Regions from separate parts of the Homo sapiens genome. Here region 1 is linked to region 2. A link is a loop called in an ENCODE intact Hi-C map of the cell type or tissue named here. Cell type or tissue: endothelial cell of umbilical vein. All regions are shown on one strand. Links, peaks and the distances in the headings refer to the core of each region. The heading gives the core; the rest is flanking DNA. Region 1 has its middle 2.0 kb from the start of LRP2. Region 2 has its middle 8.5 kb from the start of SSB.

Region 1 (2,913 bases), core at 274-2,773, 430 kb before region 2:
GAAAGTCAAGAATAGAGAAGAGAAAGAAAAAATAAGAAATGGAAAAGGAAAGCACAACCAGACAAGTAAAAATGAAGGAAAGAGAAAGAAAGGGAAAGAGGCGGGGGTAGGGAAGGGAAGGAGTAAAGAGCCTGCTGGATGGAGATCTGTGACCTTCATTCCTGGCCTGATCTCTCTAGGCTCCTTCGGATATCTTGGTTTCCCCTGATAGGATACAGGCTGCTGAGATGGGGTGCTTTGTGTTTTTACAAATTAGAGAGGGAGGTGGATCTTTGTTGGGGAGGTTGGATCCTTATTTAGCAATTATTCAGCACCACATCTACAGGTGTCATGGCCAGATCGTGCTTCTTACAAGTCTGCTCATTTTGAAGCAAAATTGAAAAAGAGCGAACGTCTTCTCCATGGTTCCGGTACCCTTTTATAAGAAGGAGAAACACGAGAGGTTCAGGGAACCCCTAGCCTCCCTTCTTTGGGGCCGCTTTGGACAGGCTGGCAAGGGGCCCGGAAGCCAAAAGCACAAGTGGCCTTACACCCGCCCTCAGCGCACGTCCTCAGCCTGTACGTGACATCAGAGCCCACAGGGAGGGGTAAAAAAGGAGGGTTGATGCAAGTTATTTCCCGGTGGTGGGAACCCTGTGTGAGAAGGGGCTGTTTGCGGGCCTGAGGCCATCCCATCATCTCCAGCTCCAGCCCCTGAACCAGCGCGGCAGCTAGTCCCAGGCTCCGGATCCTGGTCCAAGAAGTCAGGAGCCCTTTCCCTCCAGCGAAGGGGCCGTGACGCATGGAGGAGACAGCCCTGAACGCACGTGGTCGCTGGACAGGTTCCCGCTGCCTCCCTTCCCCAGGGGCGAGAACCTGCCAATTACTGCCAGCCCCTTTCCCCGGGGCACAGGTCGTCCGGGGCTCTGCTGACCCCAACAGTCCGGATCGCGTAGCTTCCGTGGGCTGCAGTGGTAGGCGCAGCTTTAGGTGTGGGGGCTAGGGGAGGGAAAGGATAGGTGTTACTTTGGAAAGACAAAAAGAGATAAATAGACACAAAAAGAGAAAACTTAGGCTTAAAGAAAAAAAGGTGGAGCGGGCAGCGTTGTGGGAAAGAGTGGGAGAGATTCCTGGATTGGGAAATCCAGAGGTCTGTGCTCTGGCCAAAGTCACTGGTTCTCTATTTGCCTCCCTGCATAGTGTTGGGCGCTGTGCGGCGCGGAGGAGACAGGACTGGGGACAGGAGAGCCGGGGTCTGGGGAGGGAGGGGGCGACCGGACCGGAGCGGGAGGAGGGAGGCGGCGAGGGGGCTTGATGCTGCACTCCAGTCTTCGCGGGTGATTTATGCCGGTTCCGGGCGGCCGAGGCGATGGTACGAGACCGCGCCGGGGTCAAGCCGGTCCGACGCCCGCTGGGGCCGCGCTGCATAGTCAATGAGCGTCCCCGCACCTCCGACTTACAAAGAGCGGCCGCCGGCTGGCGGGAGGGAGGAGCGCGAGTGCGGGAGGGGCTGGGCTCCCTCCAGTGCGCCCGTGGGCGCGCAGGCGCGAGCGTGTGTGTGTGTGTGTGTGTGTGTGTGTGTGTGTGTGTGTGTGTGTGTGTGTGTGTGTGCCCTTTCACTGTAGCAGCCAGGGCTCCAAACATTCCTTTCTGTACTGAAGAGTTCCTCAATTGTTGTTGTCTTTGTGCTCCAGTGTTGCCAACTTACTGGAATTCCTGACGTGGTTGCACAGCAGGGCTCAGGCTGACCGTACTAGCCAGCTGCGTTTGTGTATGGGGCCGACCCCGCCGTTAATCCCAGAATAACGCAGAAGAGGGGAAAGGAGGGAGGGAGAACGGGAGGTAGGAGAGCAGAAAAGGGGTAGGGATGGGGGACCACCTAGCGGAGCACAGCCCATCATTCGCAGCACTCTGTATGTGGACCCACACACTTTTCCACTAGAATAACCCATTTTCTCAATGCAATCCCCAATTCGTGACGTTTGAAAACAGCCTGCACCATGCACGTGTTTATCTCTGGCATCCATACCTGAGAATGCCTGTTACTAGATTGGGGTGATTAAATCTATGGACCAGTATCTGGGAAAGCCCAGGTTAATTCAGTTGCAATTTAAGCCAGCAGTGTTTCTCTATAATGCAAAAAGATAATTTCTTTAGTTTTCACATTTCTCTCTCCATATATGTATATAGGACTTTTCAGAGCAGTCAACCGAAAGAGACAGGTGAAAGTGAAACCAAGAAGCTTCAGCACCACCATTGCCCCAGAAGCCAAGCTGAAATTTACATCATTCTTGACTCCTTCTTTTTTCCACCCCCATTGCCAATCAATCATGAAATTCTGTTACCTCAAATTTATCAATCCACTCATCAATCTAAATTATAGGGAGAGCCTTAGAATGAGCTCCTTGCTATCAGTTTTGCCCCCTCCCATCTACTTTCCATTTGGCAACCAGACAATTCAACTTGGTAGTTCTATCAAACTAGTGCTTGCAAACAGAGGTAATTACTTTTTAGAGGGTAATGAAATCAATTTAGCAGGTCAAGGCAAGAATTATATTCAAATGAAATATAACAACATAGAAACCAAAATAACTTTCATGTGGAAAAGATATGTATAACTTTATAACACTACTGTTTCTGTGTGTGTGTGTGTGTGTGTGTATGTGTGTGTTTCCTCCTGAGTGCCTCCTGAGTTTCCTCCTGAGAGCCAACTGCCCCCTGAACAGCTCCAATCCAATGTCCTAAGGCCTCAAACTCAGCAGGATGGAGCCCAAACCAATACACACACACACACACACACACACACACACACACACTGTGTCGCCATGTAAAATATATTTCTCATATGCATCTCAGCCAAAAAAGTTTAAAGTATCTCCCCACAAATTACTTATTCATTAAAAAGGGAAAAAGTGACTTTAAGCAGAAAAATAT
Region 2 (2,913 bases), core at 235-2,734:
TTGAGGCCAGGAGTTCATGACCAGCCTGAGCAATACAGTGAGACTCTGTCTCTACAAAAGAATTTAAAAATTATCTGGGTATGTGTGGTAGCATGAGCCTTGTAGTCCCAGCTACTCTGGAGGCTAACTAAGATGGGAGGATCACCTGAGCCCAGGAGTTCAAGGCTGCAGGAAGCCATGATCATACCACTGCACTCCAACCTGGGCAACAGAGCTAGACCTTGTTTCAAAAAAAAAAAAAAAGCTATTTTTTAAAATTTGGATAACCATTCTAGAATTAGAATTAGACGTGGTAACAATCTTTTCAACAAATTTTGCTGGAGCAATTATTGTTCATCCATATAGAAAAAGAAGGAACTTTGCCATCTGCCTTATATTATGCCCCAAAATTAATTTAACATGAATCATACAACTAAATGTGAAAATAAAACAATACAGATTCTAAAAGAAATTAGGGGAGAATATCTCTGAACATTTGGAGTAGGCAATGATTTTTTAAATGCAACATAAAAAGCACTAATTATCCAAAGATACCAATAGGAGAGTGAAAAAGAAAGCCGTAGACTGGGGGGAAGAAATCCACAATTCCTACATCTGATGTAACCTTCATATCCAGATTCATATAAAGAATCCTAATTGATAAAATTGGAAGAATTGATAAAATTGGTAATCCTAATTGATAAAATTGGAAGCATCCTAATTTATAAAAATCCTAATTGATAAAATTGGTAAAAATTAATTAAAAACACACACTTTTTTTTTTTAAGAGACACATCTGGCTAATTTTTAAATTATTTTTTGTAGATTCAAGGTCTGGGTCTCACTATGTTGCCCGGGCTGGTCTCAAACTCCTGGCCTCCCAAAGTGCTGGGATTACAGTCGTGAGCCACCGCTTCTGGCCAACTCTCACAATCTTTAAATGGGCAAGGCCCTGAACAAAGGAGGACATCAAATGGCAAATGTGCATCTGAAAAGGTGCTTAACATTGTAAATCAAGGAAATGCAAATTAAAGGCGCAATGAGATACCACCACACCACCATGTGGCCAAAATTTAAGAGAATGACAGACCGGCTGCCCCGCCTCTGGCAGGGGTCCCTGGTGCGGGCGGGGAATGTCCCCGACGGAGCTTGATGAGAGGCGCACGCTGCTGGCAGGGCACCGCTGTGTGAGCTGGGACTGGCTCGCAGCCCTCCGAGATGGCCCAGCAGTCGGACAAGGCCGTGAAGTGCTGCGCCCTGGAGGAGATTCAAAGCACAATCATAGCAAAAGCACCTGGGTGTACGATTTGACCAAATTCCTGGCAGAGCATCCTGGTGGGAAAGAAGTCTTAAGGGAATAAGCTGGAGAGATGCTACTGAAAACTTTGAGGATGTCGGGCACTCTACAGATGCCAGAGAATTCTCCAAATCATAAATCATTGGGGTTTCATCTGGATGACAGATAAAGTTAACTAAGCCTTCAGAATTTTTTTTTTTTTTTTGAGACGGAGTCTCACTCTGTTGCCCAGGCGGGAGTGCAATGGCACGATCTCAGCTCACCGCGACCTCCGCCTCCCAGGTTCAAGCGATTCCCCTGCCTCAGCCTCTCGAGTAGCTGGGATTACAGGTGCGCACCACCATGCCTGGCTAATTTTTGTATTTTTTAGTAGAGACTGGGTTTCACCATGTTGGTCAGGCTGGTCTCGAACTCCTGACCTCGTGATCCGCCCACCTTGGCCTCCCAAAGTGCTAGGATTACAAGCGTGAGCTACTGCGCCCAGCCTTTTTTTTTTTTTTTTTTTCCTTCAAGAGATGGTTTAGCTCTATGTTGTCCAGGCTGGTTTCCAACTCCTGAGCTCAAGGGATCCCCCTGAGTGGTTGGGACTACTGGCATGCACCACTGGAAACCCTTATTACTACTGTTGACTTTAATTCCAGTTAGTGGACTAGTTGAGTGATCCCAGCCATCTCAGCACTGGCCAAAGCCTTCCTGTGTTACCTCTACATGTAGGCAGGAGACTAAATAGCTTTTCAGAAGCCAATGAAAGAAAAGACTGCTTCGGATTAGGGAGAAAGAAGCCAGTGTTAATTAACTATTTCAACTGTCAGCAGCCTTCATCTGAAAGAATAATTTTTAATGTGTCTCTCTTTCCTCCTACACTAGAAACAGGAGTAATTGTTCGATTCTTTCTAAAACTTTTCTTTCTTTTCTTTTCTTTTTTTTTTTTTTTAGACGGAGTCTCGCTCTCGCCCAGGCTGGAGTGCAGTGGCGCGATCTCGGGTCACTGCAAGCTCCGCCTCCCAGGTTCACGCCATTCTCCTGCCTCAGCCTCCCGAGTAGCTGGGACTACAGGCGCCCACTACCATGCCTGGCTAGTTTTTTTGTATTTTTAGTAGAGACTGGGTTTCACCGTGTTAGCCAGGATGATCTGAATCTCCTGACCTCGTGATCCGCCCGCCTCGGCCTCCCAAAGTGCTGGGATTACAGGCGTGAGCCACCGCGCCCGGCCTTTCTAAAACTTTTCAAGTGTGCATTTTTATTCACCAACTTTATTTTGTGTCTTCACTACGTAGTTTACTTATTGTAAGCATGTACTTATTGTAAGCATGTACTTATTTTGTCTCTTCGCTACGTAGTTTACTTATTGTAAGCATGAGCTTTTAATATTAATATTATATGTGGCTTAGAGTGGAATAATGGACACTGGAGATTACAAAAGGTGGGAGGGTGAGAGCAGGGGTGAGGACTGAAAAATTACCTATTGGGTACAATGTTCACTATTTAGGTGATGGATGCACTAAAAGCCCAGGCTTCACCGCTACGTAATATGTACATGTTGCACTGGTACTCCCTAAATATATAAAAATAAAAATTAAAATAAAAAAATAATATCTGGCTTTAAAACATGACAGTGCATTGTCCAGAATGTTTAG

The links. Hi-C counts contacts between places; a loop is a spot of excess contacts. Peaks named below come from ENCODE experiments on the same cell type or tissue, not always from the same donor. Only the 100,000 strongest peaks of a DNase experiment are listed, where the experiment ranks them.
Region 1: it touches region 2 in a loop (2.7-fold over the local background); 2 of 110 quality-filtered maps call a loop at or near these places.

Annotation. Positions count from the first base shown.
Region 1 is chr2:169,363,077-169,365,989 of GRCh38, forward strand. No RefSeq gene overlaps it. Among named protein-coding and RNA genes, the nearest start is that of LRP2, 2.0 kb to the left of the region's middle. RefSeq lists an enhancer at 1-576. In endothelial cell of umbilical vein, for the core only: no CTCF peak of the experiment used is centred there; a DNase peak (open chromatin) is centred at 1,575; H3K4me3 peaks cover 1,143 bases; H3K27me3 peaks cover 710 bases.
Region 2 is chr2:169,788,896-169,791,808 of GRCh38, forward strand. It overlaps the pseudogene CYB5AP2. Among named protein-coding and RNA genes, the nearest start is that of SSB, 8.5 kb to the right of the region's middle. RefSeq lists an enhancer at 629-1,308. In endothelial cell of umbilical vein, for the core only: a CTCF peak has its summit at 1,195; a DNase peak (open chromatin) is centred at 1,126.